Regions from separate parts of the Homo sapiens genome. Here region 1 is linked to region 2. Evidence: chromatin contacts called from ENCODE Hi-C or POLR2A ChIA-PET data. All regions are on one chromosome and are shown on one strand. The core of a region is the stretch at or near the end of the contact, and the rest is flanking DNA. Distances in the headings are between cores, read along the strand shown.

Region 1 (7,261 bases), core at 4,424-6,923, 35 kb before region 2:
GTCAGTGAAGATGGCCACACACAGTCTTTGTTGTCATGAGAGAGAGGTAGCGTAGTGATGGATGTGGTCACACTGCCAATGACAGCCTCTTGGGGGTTCTGCAAAATGAGGGTGATGGCACCACCTCAGAGAATTTATGTGAAAATTAAAAGTTGATAAAGTTCTTAGGACAGGGCCTGGCACATAATAAGAACTAGATATGTGTCACCTGCTGCTGTTTTATGCTTTTTTTCCAAGGCATCATACTAACGTGTAGCTCTTCCTTGACCATATGTACAAGTTTTGTTTTTAAATGCCTACTACTTTTTTCCTAAAAAAAAAAATTCGGCCGGCTGCGGTGGCTCAAGTCCGTATTCCCAGCACTTTGGGAGGCCGAGGCAGGCAGATCACGAGGTCAGGAGATCTAGACCATCCTGGCCAAGATGGTGAAACCCTGTCTCTACAAAAAATACGAAAATTAGCTGGGCATGGTGGCGGGCTCCTGTAGTCCCAGCTACTGAGGAGGCGGAGGCAGAAGAATCACTTGAACCGGGGAGGTGGAGGTTGCAGTGAGCCGAGATCGTGCCACTGCACTCCAGCCTGGGCAACAGAGCAAGACTCCGTCTCAAAAAAAAGAAAATCCTGAAAAGTAAAAAGAGATTAAAAAAAATAAAAAGGTTGACCGAAGATTGATAGATTTTGTCAACAGCATCTGGAGCTCAGTTAGACTTGAACCGTTTAACAGTAAGGAGGCCTTTGAAGGTACTGGAATGCAGGAAATATTTATCAACCCCTTACCACATTATAATTACATAATCACAGCACTTAAAGGGGCAGCGTGAATTATTCTTTGCTTGATCAGTATAAGAATTTATCCGAAGAGTTGCTAGAATAGATGAGGGCTGTTGGGTTATGAGGGAATGAAAGAGAATGCTCAGGAGCAGCAGGAGTAAATGGAAAGTTTACTCTATCCTGGCATTCACTCGACATTTGGCTCCCTTTCCCTTTTTCTTTTACAGGCTCTTTGGGAGCTTATATCAATGGAAACCACAGCTTCTGGCTTTTATAATGAATACATGATCAGCCAGTGATTGACTTGTATTTACCATTCTCCAGTGACTCCTCTCAGAAATCCAGCTACTTTGTAAATAGTAAAGACCCATCATGAGTAAATCTCCTATGAGTATTCACACTCTGAAAACACACAGCAAAGGCATAAATTTCACCTTGGCAGCCTCTGCATTATAGAAAGACCTGTGAGAGGAGGTGAAACTTCTTTACTGGAGAAAGATTAGTTTCAGCTTAGGAGAGAAGAGCTCATTTTCATGTCTTGATAAGAGCTCAGCACCTCAACCATGTCATTGCACTCCAAATGTTGGAGCACTGCTGCTGCACCTAGAGGGGACTGGCAAGGAGAGGACATGGCGACCTCCCGGAATGTTCATAATGGCAAGCCCATCCTGTCTACCTTACCTAGGAGGTGATAGAAATAAGATTCCCAAAGGTAAAATGCATCTTTGTGGTACGTCGGTAACCCCTGGTCTGGACCCTAGGCTGGTGCCCTATCTCTTCTGCTGCAGCCGTGTGTGGTGGGCTCACAGCTCACCCATGTGCTGAAGGAAGCTGCCACTCCACCCACGAGTGGTTTCTTCTCTTTATCAAATACTTACTTGCCTTTACAACACCCAGGGGATGTGCTGATGTGTAATATTAGAAGTCCTCTAGAGCAGAAATCTGTATCCCTCTCTAAGTTGAAGGAAACAGGGAGCTCACACTTGGTCATCCGCAGTCTGACAGAGGCTTGTCTTGAGGGCGACTCTCTGCCGTCAAAAGACGGAGGACATCAGTGATTCATTAAATATTGGAAACTAGAAGTTTCTGTTTACTGAGCTTTAAATGATGGGTGCTGTACTCCAGAGAGAAGAAAACATAATGAGTATGTCCTCAACATTTTCTTAGGGTTTTAGTTGCCTGAGCAATAAAATACGGGTATGCAGATTACATAGTTGCTGCAAATATGTAGCAGTGGCAAAAAATACTCTGTAGTGATTTAGAATCACATACTAGCAAAAATACTGCTTAAGCTAATAGGTCACACATCTGGCAGCTCCCTGGGAATATAAGAGACTCACCTGTCTCCGTGTGTGGAAAAGGCAAGGGGCAAGTTCTCCTGCTGTAACTGATCCTCAGTCAGGACATGCAGTGAACAAGAAAATGTAATAAATAGACACTGTGTTTGCTGAGTGATACAGTGGCCTTTAGGGCCCTTTACAGAATGCTTTGGTATGAGTGTGGTATCAAGAGAATTTTTCAGAGGAGTGAGAAAAACTTGCACACCATGGCAAGCTGGGATGGGTGAGTCGTGAGGAGTGGGTGAGGTGGGTGTGCACTGGGAGGGCTGCCATGTGCTGGGCAGCAGGTGCGGTCTCAGACCTCCGGGACTCCAGGCTCGCCCTGGCAGGTGGAGGCCAGGTTCTTGACAGCTCCTCTGTCCTTCTGCCTGGAGACAATTTTTTAAGTTTTTCATTTTTTTTCCTTCTTTCTAAAAGAAGAATTTAGTGGAGAATACAACTGGAACCCCTGATTTTTTTTTTTTTTCTTGAGACGGAGTCTCACTCTGTCTCCAGGCTGGAGTGCAGGGGCACTATCTCAGCTCACTGCAGCCTCCACCTCCCAGGTTCAAGCAATTCTCCTGCCTCAGCCTCCTGAATAGCTGGGACTACAGGCACGCACCACCGTGCCCAGCTAATTTTTTTGTATTTGTAGTAGAGATGGGGTTTCACCATGTTGGCAAGGATGGTCTTGATCTCTTGACCTTGTGATCTGCCTGCCTCAGCTTCTGCAAGTACTGGGATTATAGGTGTGAGCCACTGCACCCGGCCAGAACCCCTGATTTAAAAACAATTGCAAAGCCTTTTTGTTTAAAATGAACACAAACAGTAGTTGATGAATACCTTTTTGAACATGGTCTTTAAGTGTACTTTTACCTGCTGTATTCATAGTCATGAGCAAAGGTACAGAAGATATTTGAGTATTAAGTATGCTTTGAAAGTATCTCTTATATTGCTGATCTTATGTCGGTGTTACCAAAAAAAAACTACCGAACAAACAACTTTTGTGTAATTAGCTCAAAGAATAGCCACAAGGGTGAGGTTACAGGAAAAGAGGGCTTTATAAGATGATGTGTGAGATATTGTTTCTTTGGTATGTCACAGAGCCATGTGGGTCCAGTGTTCCCCAAACCCCCTCTTACAGAACTCCAGGTCAGTGTTCAGAAATATTGTGTTCTTTTTTTTTTTTTTTTTTTTTTTTTTTTTTTGAGACAGGTTCTCTGTCGCCCAGGCAAGAGTGCAGTGGTGCAATCATGGCTCACTGCAGCCTCAATCTCCCAGGCTCAGGTGATCCCCCCACCTTAGCCCCCCAAGTAGCTGGGACTACAAGTGTGCATCACCAGGCCTGGCTAATTTTTGTATTTTTTGTGGAGACAGGGTTGTGCCATGTTTCCTAGGCTTGTCTCGAACTCCTGGGCTCAAGTGATCTGCCCACCTTGGCCTCCCAGAGTGCTGGCATTACAGGTGTAAGCCACCGTGCCTGGCCCAGAAATGTTGTATTCTTTACTCATTTCTGTTTTTCATAATTTACATGGAGGTATCCACTGCAAACATAGAAGCCTAGTCACAGTATCACAGTGTTGACCGTGAGCCAAAAATGCCATTGTGCTAGCCTGCTAATAATAACAGTAAGTCCTCGCTTAACATCATCATTGGTTCTTGGAAACTGCAACTTTAAACAAAATGATGTACAGCGGCTCCTGAAATCACATCCTTTTGTTCATCCTTGTTCCTTTATAATGTTGTTGTGAGGGGAAATGGTTTTGTTACATGTTGTTTCGCTTGAAGTCCCAGTTTCCAGGAACCAACAATGTTATGTGAGGACTTACTGTACATATATAAGTGCATTTTGATATGAAACAGTGAGGACAAAAACTGGTATTATAAGCTTAAGATTTACGTACTAGTTATTTAAATTTCCGTGTCCCACCCCAGAGCTCATATATGTAATCTAGACCATATTCCCACTACCCCTGGGGGCACTCCCGCTTCCCACAGGCTTCCTTTGTATCACTCCTTTTAGGTTGTGCTTTCTTTGTCTAAAATCCAATATTGTTAGGAACTTATGCCCATATTTTTCTTCCTTATATTTCTAATAGTTGTAGGCATTTTTAGGAAAAAGTTATGTCCTTTATCTTGAGATGTTTTTGGTAGACTCCTTAGAGACAAAAATAACACATAATACAGAGTTGAACATTGAAAAATAAAGCCTCATGCAAAGGCAGTTAATCAAGGAAAGAACAGGCTTTTCAACTATTGGTTGTCCGTATGCAAAAGAATGAACTTCAATCCATAGTTCTCACAATATGTAAAAATTGATAAAAATGGATCACAGACTTAAAATGTAAAACCTAAAAACAGAAGTGCTTAGAACAAAGTTCAGGGAAAAATATCTTTCTCATTTTGGGTTAGAAATCTAAGGTTTCTTAGATGAGACACCAAGAACATGATCCACATGAGAAAAAAATAGAAATACTGGACTTACTGAAGTTAAGAATGTCTTTTGTCAGGACACTGTTAAGAGAATGGAAGTACGAGCTCCAGAATAGAAGAAGATATGTGTAAATCATATTTTTGATAAAGGACTTGTATCCAAAATTTGTAGAGAATTCTCTAAACTCAATAGTAAGAAAACAAAGCAACTTAGTTAAAACATGGTCAAGATATTTAAGCAGACACTTCACTAAAGAAAATGTAAGTATGGCAAATATGCACATAAAAAGATGCTCTACATCAGTAGTCTTTAGGGAAATACAAATTAAAACCACGATGAGACAATACTGAACACCTATAGAATGACTAAAATTAAAGACTAGTAAATGTTGGCAAGGATGTAGAACACTGGGAACTTTCACCAATGCTAGCATTATTGGTCACTAATTCAGAGAGAATACTAACAGTTTGGTGGCTGAAGGATTTTGGCCCTGGAGGACACAATGGGATTTGTTTTAAATTGGAGAATAGATTCCTTGTGCCAGAGCCCCATGTGTCAGGGAGGAGGGAGGGGGCAGGACAAGATGTGATCCAAGGAGATGGAGAGGCTGGGAATTGAGGTACTGTAGGCGTGCAGCTGTGAGAGTGAGAAAAATGGACCAGTGGGAGTGGGAGAGACAGGAGAGATGATCTGCATAAGAGTGTGACTGACTGAGGGGCGAGGCAGGGAAGGGGAATGGTGCTGTGGCAACCACCTTTATGGGGAGTGAGAGTTAGCTGCCCCCCTTACCCTCTTGCAGAGTAGCACTATCGGTTGAAGTTGATGGGTCTCTGCAGCAGTGTTTCTCTGTCCGGATGTAGACTCAGAAAAGGTTAAAAGGGTGATGCAGTGTACGGAGGAGAGTTTGCCAGCCATGTGCAGTGAGAGAGGAAAGAAGGCTTCACTGCAAAGAATGTGGCTGAGCTGTTGCAGCAGTGGGAGGAGGCTGTATGGAAGGGAATTGAGTGTGAGTAGGCTGAAGGATTGTCGGGGAAAGGAGGCAGGTAACAGAAGACTCAGCTGACTGTGGCTTAACAAGGCCTTGGGTATCTTTTTATAAGAAGTCTGGGAAGGCATTGCTGGCATGGCTCCGCTGCTGGCATGGCTCCGCTGCTTAGGCATGATGGGGACTACCAGACTTTCCAGCCTGCTGTTTTGCCATCCTCATCATGTGGCTTTTCAGCCATAGACTTGTCTTCTATTCCTAACTCTTGGATTTTGTGCTTTAGAAACAGCAGTTTTCCTTGTTAAATAGTCATTTATCCTTTATGCCTATTCTCTTAACGTTTATTTGCTTAGCTTCTAACTTCATTGTGTGCATATACCACCTTTAAACAAGTGTTTTGCCTTTGGCGTGATTTCTGACTTTAGCCTTATTCCTTCTAGCATGCTATTTCTAATTCATTTATTAGTTCTGTATTTATGTTATTTTGGTCCTCAGTGTTTCAGTTGCTCTGCAATCTTGTTTTTCATTTCAGCGTGTTCATTTGCCATCGCCTCTTTGAGTCTCATATATTGATTTTATGTCATCTCTAAATTATTTCATAGTAAGCACTTCTGGGAACTTTTCTTCAGTTATTAGTTAGGCTTTCTTAAATAAAAGACGGTGTCTTTAGGATGCCATGTGTGTGCCTTTGCTGTCCTCAGTAGGGGGCTTGTTTGGTTTGGTTTGCTTTGAGGAGTGGGGAGGCTGGCCTGTCTTGTCCAGTAACTATGCCATGTCTTTTGTTAATCTTCCACGTGGTTTTTTGTTTGTTTGTTTTTTTAGCATGAACCTCTGTCAGTATTCTTCTTCTTTTACACAGCGAGTGAGCTTTGGGTTGATTCTGGTTGAGGGCTCAGAATTGTTGTGGTGTTTCTTTTGCTTTTCCTCTTTGTCTGAGAGAATGGGAGGAGAGGAGGCAGGAATCACCCAGCAGGGCGGGAGGCCATGATTCAGCTTTGTAAATATCTTTTCCCAGGCTGCCTCCACCGAATCTGCTCATATCTGTTTCCTGTGAGACACACCCTTTGCTTAATATGGTTTCCCAGCTCAGGACAGGGGTCTGGCATTTTAGGACAGTAGGTCTCTGGTGTTTATGGGCCCTGCTCCTGTCCCCATCCCCGTCACATCTTGCCAGCTTTAGACAAGAAGGATGGGCACAGTCCATGAGTGTTTTTAGGGACAGCGCAGGGGTCAAAGGTGCACTCCCTCTAGAACACAGGGGAGGAGAGGGCCAGAGCAGGCTCCCCAGGCTTGCATCCTGGCTCCAGGCCCTACCTTAGGCCTCCGTTTTCTCATCTGTGTGGAGGAAGATGATAGTCCCTACATCCTGGGGTAGGTGGAAGGATTGAATGAGATAATGCCCATAAGTCACTTGGCACCCGTTTGCTTCTATCAGCAGATGTCAGCTCCAGTCATTGATGCTTCATAGACTTCTCACTCAGGCACTTCCTACTCAGTCATCTTGGTCCCACTGATCTTGTTTCATTTATTTTCACTTTTGCTTTACTTTTTACTCAACCCTTGCTTAATTGTTGGGGGTGATTAGTGATTAGGTGATTTTGATATTTTTCTTCTTTCTCCAGCTTTCCTCTTATCAGATAAAAACCAAAATGGCTGTCTTCTGTGGGACTCCCTGCTGAGAAGTGGGGCCTTGTTTCTCAAAAAGCGTTCTGATTTTAAAACTTTTCATTGGCTGCCATTGCACCCCTTTGT
Region 2 (6,944 bases), core at 2,301-4,800:
TGCAACCTGGGGTGAGACTGCTTGGCTTTTCCTGAACCTCTGATCTGTCTCTCCTGACCACTGAAAGTTCACTAATGAAATTATAGTTTTATTTTTTACACAGTCGGCCCTTTTCATCTGTAAGTTTTGCATTTGTGGATTCAACCAAGTGTAAATTGAAAATATTCAGGAAAAAAAAAGATGGTTGCATCTGTACTGAACATGTACTGACTTTTTTCCTTATTATTCCCTGAACAATATAGTATAAGAACTGTGTACATGCCATTTACATTATATTAGGTATTATAAATAATCTAGAGATGATTTAAAGTATACAGGAGGATGTGCGTAGGTAATATGATATGCAATTTTATTAATATATAAGGGACTTGAGCATCTGCAGATTTTGGCATCTGCAGGAGGTCCTGTAACCAATCCCCTGCAGATAACTGAGGGATGACTGCATACAAATTATTAGGTCTTCCTGGAGAGGAAAAAAAAAATGTTTTCCCTTTTTTGTCTTTCTCTGAAAGATAGAACTTTGTTTTAGGGCATCTGAAATAGCAAAAAAGTTTTGTTCTACCTTTCCTGGGAGTTGGAAACTGCATGAGCACTCGTTTAAAGGAGCAGTATCTAGAGTGTGACTCTGTGCCCAGCTTGTATATATAAATCACCACCTGTCATTGATGAGTACGTGCCATGAGGAAAGTGAATTACAAACGTCTTAGAAATAGCCTCAGAGCCCAAAGAAAAATTTTAAAAGCACATTTGGCCATAAATTACAACTTACTAAATGTAAACACCAGAAATTATTCAAGGTATTCTTCAGACCACAATGGAATTAAACTAGAAATCAATAAAAGAAAGACTGCTGGAAAAACCCAAAATATTGGGTGATTAAACAACATCCTTCTAAATAATGTTATATGTCAGAGATGTCTTGAGGAATTATAAAGTATTTTGAATTAAAATGAAAATACAACTTCTCAAAGTTTGTGGGATATACTGAAAGCAGTGCTTAGATAGAAATAGCATTGGATGTATATAATAGAAAAGAGAAAATATCTAAATCGATAATAACCTTCCACCTTATTAGGAAACTAGAAAAAGAAGAGCAAAATGGGGTAGAGGACCACTTGGAGTAAGAAGGATGAGTTTGGTTACATAATTAGGAGAATTGTTCAGGTGACTGATTTCAAAATTTTAGAATGTGGTTCTAAGTAGTTTTCTTAGATAGTGCTTGATAAACTTTTACAGTTGTTTTAACATTTTTGACATATTTAATATTTTGTTTTTCTTAGACCATTCCAACAAAAGACAGACTTGAAGGTCTTCTTGCTTTTAAAGAGAAAAGGCCCCCTCGCTATAAAGGAGAATAAAAGGAACAGAAATTCTTAAGATGCCAATGTAATAAATGTACTTCCTGGAAGTGTCTTTCGGATCCACTATATGCCTCAGCACATGGAACCTTAATGACCAAAGTGAAGAGCAGATTATTCATACGGTGTAATAAGCATCTGGAATGGACCCATCCGTGTACTTCATTCAAATGTGTAAATGTCATATTCATTCAGATTTATAAAGCTAGTAGTGTATAGTCAGAAACAGAATCAAAGTTAGATATACATTTTTAAATATTTACTGCATATGAGGCTTTCTGTTAATTTTTTAATGTGAATAATTTATATATTGCACATTCTAGGGAATAATATTGATTGTATGTCTACTGTGCTGCATTAAGAAAATAAAATTTCTATATACCAAAAATGTGAAGTTATACCAAATAAAGTTTCTAAGTGATTAATGCATACGAACAGCTACATATACATATATCTAAACCTGAAAAATGAATTGATATTCTGAGTGAAAACTACCTAATATAAATAAAATTAGTGAAAAGAAAACATGGGAATTTTTCTCTTACCCCATTCTTTTTGAATTGACTAAATCATTGCATGCTGGACTTTAGAAGAAACAACCCTTTCATTGCTGCTTCTATCAGGCAACCTCTTTACATGGTCAGTCCTGTAATACAGTATTGAAGGTGAAGAATGAATCCAAAGACTGAAGCCAAAGAACCAAAGCGGACAGGAGACCTAGTGCAGTGGGACTTGCTGGGACCTCCTCCCAGCAAGTGGTGTGGTCGCCGACTGGCCTAGGAAAGGCGATGTTTGCACACAAAGGAGGAAAGAAAATGGGGCAGCCAGGATTGGAGCATGGAAATGGCTTGGGGTCATGGATTAAAGTGGAGACTGTTCTCTGCTTCCCTACCCTCTGCTATTTGCCTCCAATTTCTGTAAGGGAAAGAGGTGAACTTAACAACCCTTTGTCCTAACAAACACCTGCCTTCCTACCCAGGCCAGGTCAAGAAGCTGTAAACGGCCTCCAGGTTGCATGCCTGAGTAGCCACACCTGGGGAGTAGGCACTGGTGGGAGTTGTGTGGGACATTGGGAACTGGAGAATTCGCTGTGGAAAAAAGGAGAACATTCTGATGCCTTTAAGTAATTTGAGATAGCTCTACTTTACATTCATTTTACCAAACCACCCTGCCTTCCTAGTTTGTGTCAGGTCTGAGTCTGGTCATGCCAGAGACAACGTCCCCGGGAGTGCCCCTGCAGCAAGCTTCACTGTGGTACAGCCCAGCTGTGTCCCTAAGGTGTCCTCCTTTCACATTTCCATGTATCAGATAAACACCCATTTTACTGTGGATTTACATCCTCATTGTGGCGACTTCATTGCTATTTGAAGGCATGTAGGCTTCATTTTTTTAATTCTGAAACTTACATTTTTTAACTTAGGAATTTGAACTCAACCTCAATTCTAAAATTCTTATAAGAGGCAAATGTGGACTGGCTGGCTGCTGATGTCTGTCCTGACAAAGGTAGGCGGTGTCTTCACTCATGTTTGGACACTAAGGTGAGCGCTATTTTCTTTATGACCTTTGGTGCTGAGGCTCTGCGGATTTATGATGATTGCTCAGCTGATCATCATACTATAAAGAGGGCTTACTAAAATTCACATTTGGCACTCTCTGTGGTGGTCGTATCGGGTGGCATGCATACTAAACTTGCTGGGCTATTCGTTTTGTGCGTGATAATTTGCACCTAAAATGCTGGTGGTGGTTTTCATAGCCTTTTAAAGGTTGCAGGGCCAGTTTGTCCTATCCATGACATGCTAAATACCACTTTCTCTTGAACTGAGCAGGAAATAATTATGTCGTTAGGGAAAAATATTAAGAGTGTGCTGTGTGAGTCGTTTCTCTTGGATTCATACTCTAGTCTACTGTCACTGATCGAGCACCATTTAATTTCCTAACAAGTTCTGATGAAGTCACTGGAATGTATCTGAAAGTAAAGTCCTGTAGTGACTTAAGGTATTGCAGACTTCATGTATTATGGCAGAGAAAAGTGCCTGTCCAATTCTCTGAATAAATGTTTGCCTTTCTCTTGATTTTCCTTTCAGTATCGGTCTTGCTGCTAAGCAGTCCTGATCCTCCCCCAAGTCAAGCTCACAGGGCTCTGGATAGGGCCGTGCTACCTAGGGAGGGTCCCCTGCATGGGCTGCTCCTCTTTTCTCCAGCACACCGCCTGTTGGTGCACAGAGTTGGAAATGCAGTAGACGTATCCATGTGTTCAGACTAGGTTAGAGAAGGCTCTCAAGGAGGATGAGTGATCAAGCACAGATAGAATTCAGAAGATGAAAGCAAAATAAAGAAAAAATTTTCCGTTATCTCAGAGCATGAGGCCTACTGGTTTTGAAGTAATTTAGTGCTGGTTAATTTCTAACTTGTCTATGAAAGGAAAGGAAAAGAGGTCTCCAAGTTTCTGAAGTTCTGAGGCAAGAGAAAAGTTCTAGTAATGGCCAAAATAAGAGTCAGATTTTCTGAGACTGATTTCTGTAATGTAAAGGATCATTTCACGTTTGCTTTGTTCTTAATAATGATGGATCTGGTTTTCCTGTTAATCATTTTTTTTGTTGTTTTTCTAGCAATCAAAAATTGGCTTGTCACAAAGTGTTACTTTTCTGATAGCACTTTTCTAAGTGTGAATAGGCCAAAGTAGTGGAGTGTCGATTCATGGATCAGCACTTAGAAAAAGTGTGTACCTGCACATGGGTGTGTTGCTGGCCCGCCATCGGCCCTTTTCCTCACTTGACCTGAACTTCTACCTCTGGTGATATGCCCTACATTTGCTCTTATTCGGGCTCCAAGGATCCTGGCACACACATTCAGAAATAGTTAATCATGCCATTATTTGTCTACCGATCTAGTAAAATATTAACTAATACTTACATCAGTACGTATTGAACTTTATCAGAATAGCAATAGAAGTTATTTTCTCATAGTATATTAATAACTATACATGTTTCACAAAAAATAAAACATTTTAAAGTTAGTTGCTAATATTCTGGTAACACAACATAAGAGGTACTTTTCTGCATAAATGAAGCAGGATACAGATTGTGATTTGGGGTATTTTGGGAGGTGGAAGGTGGCTGAATCCTCTGTTCAATTGTATTTGTGTCTCAGGCTCCAAAAATATCACTGTTTCAAATGCTTGCCTTTGGATTTTCACAGTCTTCTTTGGGACCTCCAGAAATTCAGCTACCCCTTAGAGGGTTAGCACCTAATAAGCAACCCAAAATAATTCTCAGGGCAGCATGAGAGATCTGGGGACCTGGTGGGGAAAATAAAGGATGTCAAGGACAGACCAAGACATGCACCCATGTGGCTCAGGAGCAGCCCAGGAGACGCGCCTGTGTGGCAAGACATGAGATGGCCCCTTTTCCGGGAGCTGGCAGTTCCCTCAGGGGCCCCAAAGTGAGCTCCTAGGAACCAACATGTAAGGTCCTTTTTAAAGGCCTAATATAGAAACAGTACTGTGTGGTGTTTTGATTTAAGGAAACATTTTGACAAGATCACTGAAAATACCCTCTAAATAAGATGAGTGAATAAGAGCTGGGTATTATGGTAATACTGAGTAACATTTATGAAGCCATTCATACCTACCAGATGCTTTACAGACACTACATCCCCGAAAGGATAGGCACTTTGGTTATTCTGTGGCACAGAGGAAGAGAAAACCATAGAGGGATCACTTACCCACAGCCCCACGGCATGTACATGCTGGAGTCAGGAATTACACCCAGGGCTACTGGCCCTTTTGTCACTGTTGAGCTTGAAAACAGCCAAACAGCATAACAGAAGGCTGCTGATACGTGTGTTTTCGTCAACCAAGAGGGAGTAGTGTCCTTTGCTCTGATTTGGTCAACAATTTTCTCATTACTTGGAAAGATACCAAAAGTGTGCTTATCAGCAGATCTGATGACACAGGCAAGTAATGTAACAATTAGAGCTAATGCCCACTCAGCGCCTCCTCTATCAGACACTGTGCGTTTTCACACCTAATACCAAAATCTTATGAAATGGGTTTGCTGATTTATAGTTTAAGAAACTGAGGCAGCAGGATTCATGCTGGGCATTCTGTGTTCTGGGTTCCAATGTTTAACGGCTATACCATCAAGGGCACGGAGCCAGTCTTGGTAGATGTGAATGATGCTTGGATCTGTCAAGATGCTAGTAGTGATTGGTGTATGTCCTCACAACTCAGTTCCCCCTAAAACCAGCAACTGGAGTATAAGTGTGAAGACTCATGGTTTGATAGCAATGCTTGTCAAAAAGGGGGCAAGATGGCCTGTAATCCCAGCACTTTGGGAGGCCGAGGTGGGCAGATCACGAGGTCAGGAGATCGAGACCATCCTGGCTAACATGGTGAAACCCCGCCTCTACTAAAAATACAAAAATTAGCCGGGCATGGTGGCGGGCCCCTGTAGTCCCAGCTACTCGGGAGGCTGAGGCAGGAGAATGGCGTGAACCCAGGAGGTGGAGCTTGCAGTGAGCCGAGATCGCGCCACCGCATTCCAGCCTGGGCGACAGAGCAAGACTCCATCTCTAAAATAAAATAAAAAACAAAAAGGGGGCAAGATGTGCTCCCTGTGGGTCAAGAGTGTCCCAGACAGCTTTTGGGAAGGGTGACAGGTGTGTTGCTCTATTTGGCCCTGGTCAGACTCATCTGGATTGTTGTATTCAGTACTCAGCATTGCAATTTCAGGTGGTCATAGATTCACTCTGTAGTTTTCTGTAAAGCACACAGGAGCTCTTTGGCCAAGTTTCAGCTCCACCGAAGTCAGCGATGAGACCGTGGACAAAGTGCCTCATGTCCCTGAGCCCATTTCTTCATTTGTAGAAGAATCCAGTAGTTCAGGATGGTTTTGAAGACCCAGTCACATTGGATGTGATCTGTATAAAAGTGCTTTATGTGGTGGTCGTGTTTTATTTGTTTCATATTTCAGAAGACGGGAAGGTGGGTCTCGCAACCATGGCTGGTTTGGAGGCATGTACAAGAACCTGGGCTCTTCACTCAGGAAAAGAGAAGTCTAGGGAAACATGGTAGCTGCCTCCAGTAGAACTGCAATATGAAACAGGTCTTCAGAGGCTTCCAGGGCGAGGGGAAACCATGCAGGGCTCCTCCCCACCTCCCCACTTCTGCTTGTTGCTCTGCGCTTGTCCAGAGACAAGAGATGTTGACTAAAGTCTATGCAGGGAAGTTACTTACACCCTCCTAGGTCCAAAAGCTGCCCACTGCCTCTGGAGTGTTAGAGCAGAAAGTGGGCAGGCATGGGCAGGGCCATTGCTGCGGGAAGTTAAGAGGCACCAGAGGACAGTTCTTCCAACTTAGACGGTTTTTGTGAAGTGAAAGCAGACTGCAGGCCTCCAGCACTGGCGCAGACTCTGACTGGTGCAGGCCTCTAACACTGGCATGGATTTAGCAGATGAGAAAGATGGGTCTCCTTACAAATACTGGTCACTAGTGAGTTGGGCCTTGAGAGACAGAGAAAACAGGTATCTGCCTAAGGTGTGTCTGGTTAACTATATTGGCCCTTGAGGTAATCTACAATTTAAGGA

What was found. Hi-C counts contacts between places; a loop is a spot of excess contacts on that map. ChIA-PET counts read pairs that join two places held with the same protein, here RNA polymerase II (POLR2A). Pooled maps may share reads with other maps.
Region 1: a loop to region 2 is called in a map of naive thymus-derived CD4-positive, alpha-beta T cell, with 2.7 times the contacts of the local background. The contact joins two enhancer-like sites. A Hi-C loop is called at or near these places in 6 of 168 maps with a recorded cell type or tissue (CD14-positive monocyte, Calu3, cardiac septum and 2 more), 2 of 37 single-sample maps with no recorded cell type and 10 of 50 pooled maps. POLR2A ChIA-PET finds 5 or more read pairs at or near these places in 9 of 52 experiments (CD8-positive, alpha-beta T cell, HepG2, activated CD4-positive, alpha-beta T cell and 4 more).

The regions. Positions count from the first base shown.
Region 1 is chr9:91,245,330-91,252,590 of GRCh38, reverse strand. The region is part of intron 6 of AUH (AU RNA binding methylglutaconyl-CoA hydratase); the gene reads left to right. Among named protein-coding and RNA genes, the nearest start is that of LINC02937, 86 kb to the right of the region's middle. Within about 2 kb of position 5,673, at least 3 of the 41 ENCODE cell types and tissues checked have a DNase peak (open chromatin) inside an H3K27ac peak, as active enhancers do; they include CD8-positive, alpha-beta T cell, where a contact is called at or near this core.
Region 2 is chr9:91,208,762-91,215,705 of GRCh38, reverse strand. It overlaps AUH (AU RNA binding methylglutaconyl-CoA hydratase), which reads left to right. Exons shown (of 10, transcript NM_001698.3): 10 at 1,281-1,883. The coding sequence ends at 1,358. Among named protein-coding and RNA genes, the nearest start is that of LINC02937, 49 kb to the right of the region's middle. Within about 2 kb of position 3,550, at least 6 of the 41 ENCODE cell types and tissues checked have a DNase peak (open chromatin) inside an H3K27ac peak, as active enhancers do; they include CD8-positive, alpha-beta T cell, where a contact is called at or near this core.